Linked DNA regions of Homo sapiens: all the other regions are linked to region 1. The links are chromatin contacts, found by Hi-C or POLR2A ChIA-PET in ENCODE. All regions are on one chromosome and are shown on one strand. Each heading gives the region's core, a stretch centred on a gene start or an enhancer-like site at or near the end of the contact. The rest is flanking DNA. Distances are from core to core; before and after follow the strand shown. Region 1 overlaps HIVEP3 (HIVEP zinc finger 3). Region 2 overlaps HIVEP3 (HIVEP zinc finger 3). Region 3 overlaps HIVEP3 (HIVEP zinc finger 3).

The links. A loop is a pair of places that touch in the nucleus more often than their neighbours do. ChIA-PET counts read pairs that join two places held with the same protein, here RNA polymerase II (POLR2A). Pooled maps may share reads with other maps.
Region 2: a loop to region 1 is called in a map with no recorded cell type, with 4 times the contacts of the local background. The contact joins two enhancer-like sites. A Hi-C loop is called at or near these places in 2 of 37 single-sample maps with no recorded cell type and 2 of 50 pooled maps. POLR2A ChIA-PET finds 5 or more read pairs at or near these places in 5 of 52 experiments (A673, AG04449, GM12878 and 2 more).
Region 3: a map of DLD1 shows a loop between it and region 1 (5-fold over the local background). The contact joins two enhancer-like sites. A Hi-C loop is called at or near these places in 2 of 168 maps with a recorded cell type or tissue (DLD1 and endothelial cell of hepatic sinusoid), 5 of 37 single-sample maps with no recorded cell type and 4 of 50 pooled maps. POLR2A ChIA-PET finds 5 or more read pairs at or near these places in 3 of 52 experiments (RWPE1, activated T-cell and activated naive CD8-positive, alpha-beta T cell).

Annotation. Positions count from the first base shown.
Region 1 is chr1:41,697,061-41,702,190 of GRCh38, forward strand. HIVEP3 (HIVEP zinc finger 3) reads right to left here. Exons shown (of 9, transcript NM_024503.5): 2 at 3,856-3,935. Among named protein-coding and RNA genes, the nearest start is that of EDN2, 210 kb to the left of the region's middle. RefSeq lists enhancers at 1,855-1,934, 2,015-2,234, 2,255-2,304, 2,325-2,374 and silencers at 2,615-2,674, 2,685-2,754. Within about 2 kb of position 2,636, at least 2 of the 41 ENCODE cell types and tissues checked have a DNase peak (open chromatin) inside an H3K27ac peak, as active enhancers do; they include GM12878, where a contact is called at or near this core.
Region 2 is chr1:41,637,531-41,642,660 of GRCh38, forward strand. All of the region lies in intron 2 of HIVEP3 (HIVEP zinc finger 3), which reads right to left. Among named protein-coding and RNA genes, the nearest start is that of EDN2, 160 kb to the left of the region's middle. Within about 2 kb of position 2,266, at least 2 of the 41 ENCODE cell types and tissues checked have a DNase peak (open chromatin) inside an H3K27ac peak, as active enhancers do; they include GM12878, where a contact is called at or near this core.
Region 3 is chr1:41,736,758-41,741,887 of GRCh38, forward strand. All of the region lies in intron 1 of HIVEP3 (HIVEP zinc finger 3), which reads right to left. Among named protein-coding and RNA genes, the nearest start is that of HIVEP3, 180 kb to the right of the region's middle. RefSeq lists enhancers at 2,253-2,402, 2,433-2,652. Within about 2 kb of position 2,419, at least 17 of the 41 ENCODE cell types and tissues checked have a DNase peak (open chromatin) inside an H3K27ac peak, as active enhancers do.

The DNA.
Region 1 (5,130 bases), core at 1,386-3,885:
AGACGGAGGCCCCAGGAACAAAGCAGGAAGCAGAGAGGCAGATTTTCACTGAGGCTGCTGTTGCACTGGAGTTTCCCCAAGCCTTGCCCCACTTAATTCTGTAGCTGGTTTTATTCCCACTTGATGGAGATGGAAACCGAGGTACAGAGAAGTGAACTGATTCACTCAAAGATGACCAGCTCGGAAGCCATAGAGCCAAATCCCAACCCTAGCTTTCCACCCACAGCGCACTGAGCTTCAAGAAAGGAAAGGCCTTTGAAAAAAGAACAGAACAAAACAACAACAAAAACACCCTGCTCCTTGAAGTCTCAAACATTCAGAAAGCAACTCCTTAAGGGAGTGAGTTTTGAATTATTTCCTGAGCCCCTCCACGTGCACGCCTTTCTTAGCTCTGCGGGGCTCATGGTCATCTTCCCAGAGCTACCCATGGGAACCTTTGAGAGGATGGGTAACAAATCATGATGTGGGGGCACAAAAGGCACAGCAAATCCCAAGGTGGGACTGGCTGGCAGGTGTCAGGCCTTTGGGACAGGGTGAGGGAGAGCGAGTTGGCTGGAGAGGCTGCTGTCTAAACTCTCAGTCTTCCAGTGCTTTGGGAGGGGCAGCACCCCTCTGCAACGCCAGATGCCCTGATCTGAGGCCTTTGCTCCAGCTCTTCCCTCTGCATGAGTGCCATCTCTATCCCCACATGCTGCCCTCAGTCTTCCAGGGCCCAGTTCATCCAGGCATTTGTGCATTCTTATTGGTGAACACATTTTAATTGAGGGCCTGCTAGGTGCTAGAGCAAAAGACATAGTATCAACCCTGTAGGTGCCTCTAGTGCTCAGAGAAAGGCTACCCAGGGTCATTCAAGCATAGACTCTGGGGCCAGACTGTCTAGGCTCACCCTGGCTAAGCCACTTCACAGCCCTGTGTGTTTGGGCCAGTCACAGTCTCTCTGTGCGTCAGTTGTCATCTGTAAAAGAGGATGAAAAGAGCACCTGCCTCACAGACTAGTGCAGGTGGAGTGTACATCTGTGTAAAGCTCTTAGAGAACAGTGCCTGGCATGTAGTAAGTGCTCAATAAACCTCAGTTGCTATAAACATTCTCATCATTACCCTCTGGTGCAGATTCCCTCCTTATGATGCCCACCCTACTTTTGTCCTCTGGCTGGTACCTCCTCTATGGTCCCATAGCACTTTGAACACCCCTCCATGAGAGCACTGATGGGCATGCAGTACAGGTGTCTGAGGACCTGTTCCCTCCTTGTCTCTACCTGGGTAGAGACTAAGTTTATTCATCTCCATCCCAGCACCCAGCACAGATGTTATAACATCACCAGGTTTATGTCAGCATTTGCAGGTAATGTGTGCCTTCAATTCCAGTCGAGAAAAGTCTTAGAGGCATTAGAGGTTGTCTATCTGGCCTTATCATGTAGCTCATCCATGTTGCCCTTGAACTGTGGGGTCTGACCCTGGGTGTGATCTTTCCGATGAGAACCAAGTTGATGAGGGAGCTGTGTGCTAAGCTTCCATGAATGCTTCTCTGTGACAGGGAGTTCTGCTGGGCAGGACATCGAAAACACCAACTACTGACACCCCAACACATCCTGGTGTTTCCCGTGCCATGCCTTTCTCCACTGGGGCCCCATGACCCCACTGCTGATCTAAGAACTCCCATGGATCCTTCGGGTGCCAGTGCTCCTGGCCCCACCCCCCACAATGCTTCTGCTAGCCACAGCCCCCACTGAATGTAGCTCCCTCTCTCCTGGTCTTCTCTTGTTTCTGCCCTGGGCCTGTGGGGCTGCTCCTGCTCTCAGTGTGTGGCTGTTCCTTTGTCTATGTGTCCCTTCTGGAGAAGGGGCAAACTTGCTCTTGTTTGGGCCCCCAGTGTCCACCAATGCCAGGATCAGAGGGGTGTCAGGAAAGCTCTGCTGAGCTCATTTTTCAGAGGAAAGTCAAGCCCGCTGGCCTGACCTCCCATTAAGGCACGCACGCTGACTGATCACACCACCTTCTGAACCCAAAACTCACAGGTGGCTCTAGGCCAGCCCTGCCCATCAGTTGCCACTCACTCCATCGCAGGGCTGAGTCAGCAGGGAAGCCCCGAAAGTAAGTGCTGAGCACGTGGTGCATACCGTGCTGGCCTCTCGCTTGAGCTCTTGCGTTTGACTCTGGCACCGCTGCAGGAGGTGGGTGTTCTATACAGAGAGGCCTTCCTGAGGCTCTGATGGTTCCACCGCTCCTCAAAGGAGGGGCAGGGCAGGGTTGGAGCAAGGCTCTCTTTGGCCCCAGAACCTACTCATTCTACACTCCTGTGAGACGACAGGTGTGTGAAAGTGTTCTGAGTTCTACCAACGGAGGAAACTGTAAAACCATAGAATTGCCAGCTATTACCCACCACACAGAAATCACTCTAGTACAACCTTGCTATCAAGAAGAAGGCTTCAGGGGCCTTGGGAACAGCATTGAATCCTTACAGAATTGCTGCCCAGGAGGGGGTGGCCTATTGTCCTTCAGGGGTAGGAAAGGAGGAGAGTGAGTGGGAACTGGAAGAGCAGAAGAGAAGCAGTCCTGTGGCTGGAGTGGCAGCCCAACGCAGGATGGGGCCCCGGGGACCTGAAAGGATGCAGAGGGATGCTGGAGTCTGTGAGAGCCGAGGCCACAGACACTTCAGCACGGGGTGTCCTGCCCTGGGCCCCTATTGAGGTTCTGTAGATTCTGACATGTGCACCTCCTCTCATCTCGGCCTCCCCACCACTTTCCTCCCCACCCTCCCACACCCCGGTAGGGGCCTCTCTCAGAACCACAGGGCTGACTGTCTCCCTTCCCTGCTTGTGTAGGACCCAGCCTGAGCTCCTGGGTGACCAGAGTCCTGCCGCTCTCTTGGCCTCACTCCCATACTCCTCCTCTTGGGCCCTGCATCCCAGCGACTCCACTGCTCCACTTGCTGTCCCTTGGGCTCAGAATGCTCTTCTTCCATTTTTCACCCGGTGAACTTCTATTCATCCTTCAAAGCCCAGTTCAAGCGTCAACTTTAAATTGTCTTCCTTGAACTACCCCCACAACCAAACCCCGACAGAATAGAGCCCTCCTGCCTTCACAGGTTTTGCTGTTCTGTGGCTATTTGCACATCGATCTCCTCCACTGGAGCAGAAGCTTCTTGAGGATAATGCCATGATTTGTTCATCTCTGTGCCTCAGTGCCCAGCACAGAGGATAGAGCACAACAGGCAATAAATGATGTCCTGATGACGAGGTCATGAGAGGGCAGGCATGGGGCTGGTGATTGCATCTGAGTTTGACTTCCAGCAGCATTTACTAGGAGAAATACAGGCCCCCTCCCCAAAATGCACACGTACACATATAAGGTGAACACACAGCTCAGTCCAGGATCTCTGTGGCTGTAAAGTCCATGGAGCAATCAAACAGGAGACTGAGTTCTAAGGATGTGGTACACAGCTGCAGTGTCAGCCCCACTGTCCTCCCCAGAGCCCAGGGCCTTGGCTTGAGCCCTGCTGGGTTCACCGAGTCCCACTCCCTCACTTTGCAGACAAGGAAACAGAGACCCAGAAAGGAGATGCTTGCTTAAGATTTTCCTGAGCAATAAAGGCAGGCCTGGGGTCAGAAGCATTTCCCTTGGCTCCTGGCCCAGGACTCTCCCATCACCATATGCTGCCATTTGCAGAAATGCCAGCTGCAGGACTCGTGACATTTGGGTGGCTTTTTCCTAAAGTGTCGGTAGCGTGTGGGGCTCCATTCTCCTGCCCGAGGCTAAGGTCATTCCTGTCTACCTCCTGGCCTCAAAACACAGCCTAATGGCCTTTGGGCTGTGCTGAAACTGCCCTGTGTCCTGTGGGGGATGGGGAGGGCTCACCTGCCAAAAACCAGCCGTGGTCTCATGGTCAAGATGTGTCAGAGATTTCTAGAGCTTGGAGAACTGTGTTGGAGGGAGGCCTGTGGGAAGTAGAGAAAGTGAGAATATTATGCCACCGCCATCTGTCAACTTTCATCTGAGTTTGAAAAAGGCACCCAAAAATGGTGAGCACAGCCTTGCTGAAAGCAAAGCCCCGGCCACTACCCCTTCTCTAACATGGTTATGACGAGGTCAAGATCAGGTCCCTGCGGATGAAACCACAGCCTCAAAACCCCAGTACAGAGCTGCAAGTCACAAGTTGTCTGCCCTGAGGAACCCCACAGGTATGCTGGTCCTGTACTCAGGCCTAAGGCTGGAGGAACTCCCACTTCCAAACACTCCTCGGGGAAAACACCCTTTGTGGGTTCCCTAAGCACTGCTCATTGTAATTCACTCATTCTTGCTTTCATTATTCATTCATTCATGCAAGCATTCAACAGCCATTTGGGAAATTGTTAGGTGTTGGTATCAGGTCCTCATAGAGATGAAGTCTCTGAGTGTGACAGCCTAGATCCAGTAAGAAAGGCGTGTGTAGACCCAGGACAAATGCCACAGGCTGGTGGGTTGCCTCCCTTCTCCAAGTGACCTCTGTGCCAGGTGCTGGGCAAAGCACTTTGGTTAAGCTGTGCAGGATGGCAGAATGTTTCTACCATTTTCGGTACAAGGACCTCTCTTTGTATGAAATTATTTCTCCAAACTCCTGATGGTAACTGTATACCTATTATCTTCTCATTGAGAAAATAAACAATACAAAAGTTACAATGAACTAATGCTTTACAATTAACTTGTATTTTAGTAATTATAGCACCACTACATATATTTAAATTAAGGTTGGACACATACTCATTTGAGACATATTATTTATGTCTTCTAGGCTTAAGGCTTTGAGCCCTTGGGGATCCATTCATTCAATATTCATTCATTCAACAGACATTTATGGAGCATCTCTGAGATGCCCAGCCCTCTGGCTCAAAGATTAGGGATCCTGGTTCAAGAAGGAGCTCCAGCTCTGCAGTGAGGTACACTTAAGCTTAAGCCCAGGTAACACTGGATGTGTGCCCTTAGGGAGGCCATCTGGTCTTCTTCCAGCTCTGAGTCCTCAAGAGTAAGATGGAGATGTAATCCTGACATTGGAAAGTTGTTACGAGGAGTAAATGAGATAGTAGAAAGCATCCAGGTAAGGGCCTGGCACCAAGCAGAAGCTCAACAAATGGGCACCCGAGGATTATCATCATC
Region 2 (5,130 bases), core at 1,016-3,515, 60 kb before region 1:
ACCAAGCGGTGAACCTTGGTCTGTTAGACTCTGGAGACTGCACTCTCAGCTGTGACACACACTTCCTCTCAACGGGATGGTGAAAAGCAAAATCACAGACACACATCTATCTGTGTAGCTGTGACGGATGGAAAGGACCTGGGGGATGCAATCTTGTCCTGGAGGGCACTGCAGAATGGGTGGGGCTTGAAACATGCGTTCTTGTTTCTACATTTCCATACTGTTCTTTTTTTAAGCACTAAGCATGTATCACTTTTGTAATTTGAAAATGATATAAAAGTATAGAGACAGAAGGTAGAATAGGGGTTGTCCGGAACTGGGGCAGAGCAGAATGGGGGGTCAGTGTTTAATAAGCACAGAACTTCAGTTTTACAAGATGAAAACAGTTAAGAGGCCAATATCTTAAGTGAAACAACTAAGAAACAGAAAATCAAATACTGCATATTCTCACTTATAAGTGGAATCTAAATAATGTGTACACATGGACACGAAGTGTGGAATAATAGACGCTGGAGGCTCTGAAGTTGGGAGAGTGGGAAGGGTAAGGGATGAGAAATCACTTACTGCATACAATGTACATTATTTGGGTGACGGTTGTACTAAAAACCCACACTTCACCGCTATGTAATATATCCATGTAACAAAATTGCATTTGTACCCCTTAAGTTTATACAAAGAAAGAAGAGAAAGAAAGAAAGAGAGAGACAGAGAAATAAAGAAAGAGAGAGAAAGAAAGAAAGAAAGAAAGAAAGAGGAAGGAAGGAAGGAGAGAGAAAGAAAGGAAAAGGAAAGAAAGAAAGAAAGGGAGAGAGAGAGAAAGAAAGAAAAAGGAAAGAAAGAAAGGGAGAGAGAGAGAAAGAAAGAAAAGAAAGAAAGGAAGGAAGTAAGGAAGAAAAGGAAGAAAGAAAGAAAGAGAAAAGAAGAGATGGATGGTGGTGATGGGTGCATAACTTTTTGAATGTATTTAATAACACTAAACTGTACATTTAAAAATGATTAAGATGGTAAATTATGTTATGTGTATTTTACCATAATAAAAATTGAGAAACTGATATAAAAGTGTCTTCTTTTTAGAAAACAGTTGAACAGGGAGGGGGCTACTAGGGGTAGAGGGGCCCATCTGCAAGGTGGCACCCACCCAGGGCAGGAAGGACCAGGGCCAGCTCCTCTGCTGGCCCCACCCAAAATCATGAGGAGGGAGGGCCCTTGCTCTCCACTCTCCACCAACACATCAAAGCAAGGCCTTTGCCAGCAGCTGGTAGGGGCCGCATCCGGTCTGGGCACTGGGGGTTGGCATCACTGCAGCTGACAAAGGGTTAAAGAAAAATCCTGGATGCCTGGCAGGGGCCAGCCTCACTGGGTCATAACAGCTGTTTTCCAAGGGCTGGCAGGGAGGCAGGGGGGCTTTGGACTCTGGCACTGGGCCTCACACACTGATCCTAAAGAAAGTGGAGAAGAAGGCTGGCCCTGAGGCCCCTGCCACCCTCCTGACACCCTCCTGACACGTGGCCCTTCCCTCCACTCTGAACGGAACGTCTGCAGAAGGGGCCGGCACATGGAAAGTCAAATTTGATCTGTGTGGGGCAGGGAATTGTGGGATGAATCTTTCTATTTTCAGTTTTATTTGTTATTGTGGTCTGTGATCAATAAGAAAACATGAAAATCTAAGACATGGGTCACACATGGCAGAATCATATGGAATAATCCTGGTGGTTCATGCTGGGATACTGGCAAAGGGGTGGATGGGAGGGGAAGAGAGAGAATTACTGGCATGCCTCATTTACCCAGCACCACAGAAGTAGCATGGTATAGCATAGCGAGTTGGCCTTAACATCATCAGAAAGACATGGGTTCAGACCCTGGTTTCATCCATTACTAGCTCACTTTCCTCATGAGTCAGAAGTGAAGACTCTCACCCCCTCCCTGGGTTTGCCACGTGGATCAGATGCGACAAAGTGTATGTGAAATGAGTATGAACCCAGTATACAAAAGGCACTCAATAAATGCCTGTGCCCTTCTTCAGTTATGGTGGGACACCTTCCAAGTCTCTCTCCCTCTGTCAATCTCTCCTCCTTCTGGCTTCTGTTTTGGGGTTTGGGGTTGGCTCTGTGACCCACCTCCCTCTCTGTGGTCAGCCTTCCGGCTCTCACTTTCCTGAGGGGCTCACCTTTGTTTCAGCGGAGTGCGCTCTAGTCTGAGAATGCTGTGACATGCAGCTGACAGCCTGGAGGCTGCCTTGGGAACCTTCCCGGTCCCCAGCTGTGTTCTCCAGACAAGAGGCTTCTCTCTCACATGGTAGCTGACTCACGGATGAGTGAGGCGTCCCCAACAAGGAGAGTGGGCAGAGAGACAGGCAATGGAGCCCAGTCATTGATAGCGACAAGACCTGCTTTGAGGATACCCAGAAATGTTTTCCAGGAAAGACAGGGCATTTAAAAATAGAGAATGGTGATACTTTCCATTGTATGAAGGAGCAAAAAAGAAGAACTTCAAGTACAAGATAACATATTCCATTTAGTGGCAGGTAGGAATATACTGTCTCATAAACTCTACACTGGGATTTGGCAGAAGAAAAGTTCATGGTTTTCAGGCACTGCAGGGACAAGGAAGGGAGGTGTTGCTGGTGTATATGGGGAGCACCCAGCCCAGGAGTCGAGGAGAATACCGGAGTGGCGGGAGGAGGAACAGACGAGACTGGAGGAGCTGCACTTGGAGATGAAGGTTCTGAGAGCTGCTGGGGCGGGGGTTGGGGGGCGGGGGAAGGTAGGTGTGGGAGGAGCAGTGAGGTCGCTTCCTGCTATATCAGGCCACACCTCGCAGCCCTCTGTCACAGAAAGCCCCCTGGAACTAGGCACTCTACACAGGGGAGCAGAGAAGACACCGTGTTCCCTCTCTGGGTGCAATAGAAATCCCATGAGGCAGCCCCACATTTGAGGTCCAGCTGCACCCAGCTAAGTGACCTTGGACAAGACACTCTCCATCACTGGGCTAGACCCCAGGGTGCAAAGGTGAAGAAGACCTTGTCCATGTCTCAGGCTGTGATGGATCTAGCAGGGAAGATAGATAAGAAAATCAGTGGTTCTGGCCCTTTCTCCCAGGGAGCCCAAAACCTGAGCTGCTTCCCCGCAAGAAGGCTTCTAAATCTCCCCGGGTTGTAGACACAGAAGCCAGAGGTAGAGGAAGAACCCAACATTTGTTGAGTGTCTTCCACGTGCAAAGGCTGTCCCTGCATTTTTTCACAGTCATACTAATGCTACGGTCAGGCTCCATCATCACCATCTGACAACTGAGGAAACTGAGGCTTTGAAAACAGAGAGATGTGGACAGCCTTGCACTGCAGGAGGGCCCAAGGCTCTGGCATTAAATAAAACTGGACATTACTGGTCTTAGACACTGTGTGGCCTTCTTCGAGTCCTTGACCACCTGTGAGTCTGTTTCCTCACCTCTGAAACAAGAGCAAGAGTGCACGCCCTGGGCTGGGGTAAGAACAAAATGGTACGGTTGGCTTCCCAGAAAAATCCACCTTCTCCCTCTTCCTCTTCTGGTTACTTCTGATCTTTTAGCTTTACTTATGTTTATGATTATTTCATCTTCTAAAATAAGAAGATACCAGATCCCATAACAAGATTGCTGCAACTTATTCACAGCAAAGCAGGTGGAGGCCTCGGGAGATCCCGGGGACTACAGAACCTCCACCACTGGCCCACAGTAGGACAGGGGCAGGGAGTAATTCATGCCTACTAGGAAGACTGTGATAACAGGTGTGTGTTTTTGGAGGCAGAATTGCTTTCTGCCCACACGACAGCTGCCCCCTTAGCTAAGAGGGGAAGCCTGGTGACCCAGGGTCCTCCGGGGACCCAGCCAGGCTTCTGGTCTAGATCTCAACCTGCCCCACTCCTGCCCAGTGCTACCCCATCTTCCACCCCATCCCCACCTCCACCAGTTCAGAGATTCAGCCAGACAGAAAGGCTGTGCCAAAGGAAATTGTGTGCCACAGGGCCCACTTGGTCTGCTGTGGTGTTCTTCCTTTTTTTGGACTTTGTGGCTGTTTGAGTGGGTACCTTTTTCCATAGAAAGTTTCCATTGCATCAGTTATTTACATTGTCACCACCTATATGTGGGCTCTGGTTTCGAGTCGGTGAACCAGAGCAGGCCCTGTGGGGCCCAACACTGCTTACAGGGGGTGACAGGAGCCAGTTGCTACGGCAAGAGGACCTGCAGCTCTGGGTCAACCCTCAGAGCCACCCCCAACCCTGGCAGGTCCACTCTTAGTGTGCTCAGTCCCTTTGGGATGCCATTTTTAGGGTGAGATTTAAGAGAATTTAAGAGCACAGGCTACTAGGTTTGCATCCCGCCTCCTCCACCTCCTAGCTATGCTCTGAGTTATTGACATGACATCTCCGGGCCTCCGTGAACTATCATTTGTAAAGTGGGAATGACAGTGGCGCCTACCTGGCTGGACTTTGAGAAGGACTCAATCAGGTAGTGCACATAAAGTGCTTAGAACAGGGCCTGGCCCAAAGCCTCAATCCATGTTAATGAATGGACAAGGATTTCCTGCCCCCACCCTGGCTCAGACCCTACTGCCCATCCTCTCTTGTGTGAACCAACAGCAACAGCGTCTGCACTGTCCTGCCCAGCCCACCGATCCATAGACCCAGACAGACTGTCCTGATAGCCAGCTCTCACCAAGTCACTCCTCGCCCCAAATCCCAAATCCTTCAGTGGTTCTCCTTAGAGAGTAATGTCTGCACTTTACAAATATGCCAGGCTGCCTCGGCATCAACACTCCCCTGCAAAGCCCCGCTCTTGCCAACTGCCATGCTCCACATTCATGCCTCTTTGCAGTTGTCTCTGTCTGGAATATTTCTCTCCATTTTAACGTGGCTAAATCCAACCCACACCAGCCTGGGTGAGCCCACCTCATAGGCCTCCTCCTCCACAAAGCCCTCCATGACTCTACTCTCTCTCTGGCCAGGAATGATCTTTCATTTAAGGATTTGATCTCTTTGTCGTGGTGTTTACCTTCTCTACCTTGTATGGGTGCAATATAATACATACAAATGTGTGTGGGCATCACAGACAAACCATCTGATCTCTGAGGACAGGACTGGGATGTGTGTGATGCAT
Region 3 (5,130 bases), core at 1,169-3,668, 39 kb after region 1:
GGTGGCTCAGAGTCCCAAGGAAGAAACAGATGGAGAGCAGAGGCCCCATCATGACCGGGGCAGGATGGTGGCCTGTCAGAGGGATGTGGCCTGAAGGAAGTGTTGAAGGACCAGGAGGAGTTCTGGCTCTTTTTCTACCCAGAGAAGCTGACACGGTTGGCCAGGGCACTATAGTCACTCCAGGGCTGACTCTTCAGGCTCCAGCCACCACCTACCCCTTCTTAGACCCTGGTGCCTACTACTCCTGCCCCACCTCCAGGCACCAGCCACAAATAATGTTCGAGGTCTTCTCCGCCCTTTCCTTTATCTGCTGAGAAACATGGCTCCCCTCGTTCCCCGCTCACCAGTGGGAGTGCCCACTCATGAACATAGACTTTTGGATCTAATTGGCCAGGGTTTGAAGACCAGCTGAGCCACTTACAAGCTACGTGGGCTCAGAAAAGCTGCTTAACGTATCTCAGCCTGGTTTCCTCATCTGCAAACTGGGATGAATAGTACTACTGGCAGGGTTGTCTGGGGGACTGATTAAGATACTGTGTGTGTAAGCAGGCACTTGACCGATACTCTTGCCGTTCCCACTGCCCACAGTGCCTCCAACCCCTGCAGTCCCATTTTTTTGTGTCTGGCTGTGGTCAACCGTCATATCTGAGATGAGACCTCTATCTCTGCCATGAAGGGTCCCTGACTCTCCAAGACTACAGGTTCAAAGGATCTGCTTCCCCAAAAGGCTGAGCATACCCCTGTCATTGGGTTTAGTGTCCTGGGCTACCATGGCCCATTGAATCATCTGTTGTCCCACCAGCTGCTAAACACCTGAAAAAGAGTCTTATTTGCAGTAACTCATTTGCTCCTTAGCATCCTTGGTTTACAGATGAAGGAATAAAGGCTCAGAGAAGAGAAATGACTTATCAAGGTCACGTGGTTAATTAAATAGAAGGTGGGGCGGGGAACTCAGTCTGGCACTTTATGTAAGAACTGTGTTTTAATAAGGGTCATCAACCCAAGGCCTTGGTGATGATGAGGACCTCAGGCTCATGACAAAACTGGGCAGGGAGATATATTTGGAAAGGGAGATTTTAATGTGGAAACGGCTTACAGATTTGTGAGGCTCTGAGGCCCTAAAATACAGCAGGTGTCACTTAACCTGTTCTGGCACATCCTACTTGCCAGGCCCTGTGCTGGGGCCTTTGCTGTACCTGTTCTGTTCTGTGTCACTGAAATTCTGAAGAAGGATATGGATCCATGCCATGTCTATAGAGGACCATGAAGCTCAGCCATGTGATCTGTCCAAGGCCAGAGCTGGTAGCACTGAAACTCAAATTCAGCATTGGCCACCTCTGGGAGGGCAGGGTCCTCTTCCATCCTGCTCTGGCCAGTGGGAGGGACACCCCATGTGGAGAAGGCCTGCCCCAGGCCTTGGCCTCTAGGAAGGACGAGCGGGAAGCAGCGTCCCCAGAGACATATAGACAAGCAGCTGGGTCTCACAAACTCTGGCCAAGCCCTTGTACTGCGCAGAAATCGCAGGCACTGTCGCTGAACCAGTCCTCAGAAATCAGTAAAGCCCTGGGTTTCTCAATCCAGGTGGCGGCCTCAGCACGGAGCCATGGGGTAGCGGGGCATCTTCTCAGACCATCAATTCTACTTGGAGATGTAGGGAAGAAAACAATTTAAAAATTCCTAAAGTAAGTTCTGATACATGCTATAGCATAAGAATGTTTAAAACTCAAAGAAATTCATTGACTCTTCTCTGTGGAAAAGCTTAAGAAGTTTTGAGTTAATCCAACCCTCCCACAAAGCAGAAAGATAGTAGAGTCTGAGGCATCAGGTGACTTGCTCAAGTTCCCATGATCCATCAGCTCACAGGACCTGGACTCAGGCTTGGAAACCAGCGGCTTTGTGGTCAGGAAGCCCTGGATTCCAGTCCAAGCTCTGCTGCTGTGTAACTGTGCTGTTTTGGCTTGATCAATTCCTTTCTCCATGCCTTAGCTTCTTCACCAGTAAAATGGGGCAGCTGTCTTGGCAGCTATAGGGATTCCTGGGCCCACCATAAATGCCCGCCTCCCTGTCTGCCTCTTTCCCTACAAACAGGGTAAAGAAACCTATGGAGAGAAAACTCCCACATCAGCACTCACATCCCCAAGAGGGTAGATTCTAAAATCTTTTCTCCGTTGGTAATGAACCATGGCGCCATTAGACCACAACATTTCACGTAGTTTCTGAAATCATCATCCATATGAAGATATTGTGCTTGGAATCATCTCACAGTCACCGGAAGGCTGAATTCCCTCGGCCACCCACTGCTTTTTGCGGAGGAAACAGAAATGTCTGAAAATAGAACGTGAATCGATGCCCCCGACTTGCTGCCGCAAAGTGTGGCAAAGCCCAAGGAGCCCGCGCCGCCTCTGCCCCTGCATGGCCCCAGACGGCTGGGGGTTTCCGGGCAGCCTGGAGTAGGATTTCAACATCTCAAGCTGGAGGTCACGTGCACAGAGCAGCCGGTGGCAAACGGGGAACTCCAGGAAGCCAGGCTGTTTCAGAGAAGTACTTGGAGCTGGGGGGCATTTAGGCAGGAGCCGAGTGAGGTCAGAGGGTCGGTGGCAGCCGTAGGCCTAACTTGCCAGAGAGGGAGGCCCAGTCTCAGTGGGTCACTCCTTCCAGGAGCAGAGGAACAGCGTGACAGCCCAGTGGCGGCCAAGTGACCGCCCACAGAGCACTGGGCACCCACAACTCTCTTTGCAGATGGGAACACCGAGACTCAGGGAGGGTGAGTAATGTGCCCCCAGGAGTTACCCAGCTCAGCAGAGAAAAAATTGGGGTTGCCCCCACCCCCTCTGCCTCTCTTGGAAGGAAGTCTTGGCTTCCTCAGGCGCTCCTTCCACTCCACCCACTGTACCCACCCACCTAACATCTACCAAGCATGTCTCAACCCCAGACTCCCAGTATCATCTTGTCTGCTTCCAGATAACCCTGTAAGACAGGCAGGGTAATCATGCCCACTTCACAGATGAGAAAAACTGAGGCTCTCAGAGACCATGTGACTTGTTTAAGGCAGAGGCTCAAGTCCAGGCTGTCTGGCCCACCTCCCCAGTGTGCTTCAGAAGAGAGCACTAGTAACAGCACAGTGGCCATGACATTCCTACATGACAGCATCTCAGCATTTCCAAAGTGTTTTCACTGCCACCCTAGCACCCAGCCACAAACAGCCCTTTCCTACCCACAACCACGGCATAACCAGGAAGTTGTCTATCCCCATTTTAGAGATGAGAAAATGGGATGAGAGGGTTGAAGTAACTTGCCCAAAGTCACACAGCTAAGAAGTGGCAGATCCAGGACTCAAACCTAAGTCCTCCAGGTCTCCCCATACTCAACCTACCCATCCACATTGCTGGCCAGTGGACGGGATGAAGATGTGGGCGCTGGCAATGGTGTGGCCACTGCCTCCCCGGCCACCACCAATGCTCTGGGCCCTAAGGCCCTGCACCCCTTTTCTCTGATGACCACTCAGTCTCCAAGGCCATCCTGAAAGCAGCTTATTGCAAGACCTGCTGGAGGCTGGGCAGCCAGAGAGTGGATGAGTTAATGTAGGTGGGACAGGACACCCCTGGCTTCTCTGCCGCTCTTCTATTGCCTATACACAGCTGCACCATGCAAACCTGGTGTGATTGGGCGAGGAGGGAACAGACACTGGGAAGCCCAAAGGTTCTGGAATGACATTGCCTGCTTTTCTCTCCAGTGCTGTCAGGGCAAGCCCATGACAGCAGTTTTGGGTGCAAAGAGTGGGGAAGAAGGTAAAAACTGCCATATACAGAGAGGCTGGCTCTGGGGCATGTGTCCTTCATATTTATTCTACAAACGTTTAATAAACACCCACCACTACACAGGCCCTGGCTAGGAGCTCTCACACTTCCTCCTTCACTCATCCTGACAACCAACGTGTGGGGGGACCCCACTCTGTGCCCCACCACCATGGCAGACAGGCAAGCAAAATGGGAACAGGAGCACTGCACAAGGAGTCTGCAGTCATGGGTACCAGCCCTGGCTCTACCATTCATCCACAGATGTGTGACCCAAGCAACCCCCTGCCCTCAGTGGGCAGAAGCATGGCTGGGGAGGACAGCCAGGCCTATACGAGGCAGGGAGGAACAGGGACAGCTGGCAGGGGGTGGGGGCTCAGTTTCCTGTGTCTGGCCAGAGGCTGGTGCTTTTCTGTCCTCTCATCAGACCTACCCAGAGACGGTAGGGCAGGAAGAGAACGATTTCCTGGACTCCTACCATGTGCCAGCCCTGGCCAAACATTTTCACATGTGGTATCTTGTCTAATTTCTGTAACATCCAAGTGAGGCAAAAACAGGCTCAGAGAAGGGAAATGACTTGCCCCAGATCACACAGCTAGAGCAGGGAGGAACTGCAAGAGGATAGAAACACAGATCTGTTTGCTTTCAAAAAAGGAGGGGAAGCTTCCCCTTCCTTTTTCTTCTCCCGGGTCCCCTAGCACCTTTGTCTTCCTCCTCCGCTTAGCTAGAATGTGTTAGCACTGGAGGAGCAATGGAACCAAGAGGCAGGTGTGGAGGAACTCATCTGCTTCCCACCTTTGCATTCTCCTAGCAGGGCCGGGGTCCCAAGCTGTCTTTCCATGGTGGGAGTGGGAGGTGCTCTCCTGCGGAGTCCTGACCCATCCCCACTCTCCCACCCACCCTATCTCAGTGACTAATGGGCCGTGCCGCTGACTAAGCTGCCCTCGCAGGGTGCACAGTGGAAACAAACCCAGGTTCCTTCCTCTCTAATCCTCACCCCCATCCTTGGCCTGGGGTCTCTAGCCAGGCCCTGTGTTACACAGAGAGGTAGCCCATGATACAGGTGAGTCACGCTGAGGCTGCAGCCACCTGGATCTGCTGCCTAAAGAAGTGCTGCCCTATCCATCTGATTTCCCATGGGGCGTCGGGATGAGAAGGGGCTGTGGAAACGAACAGCCTGAATTTTCATTTCTGGCTCAACCACTGATTGTGTGACCTTGTGTCTGCTGCTTCACCTATTGGAGCAGCCTAAACATCCCGATTTGTCAAACACAGGGCTGTTTTGAAAACTAGAAGCCATCCTATCTGTAGGATGCCAGAAACATAGTAGGTACTC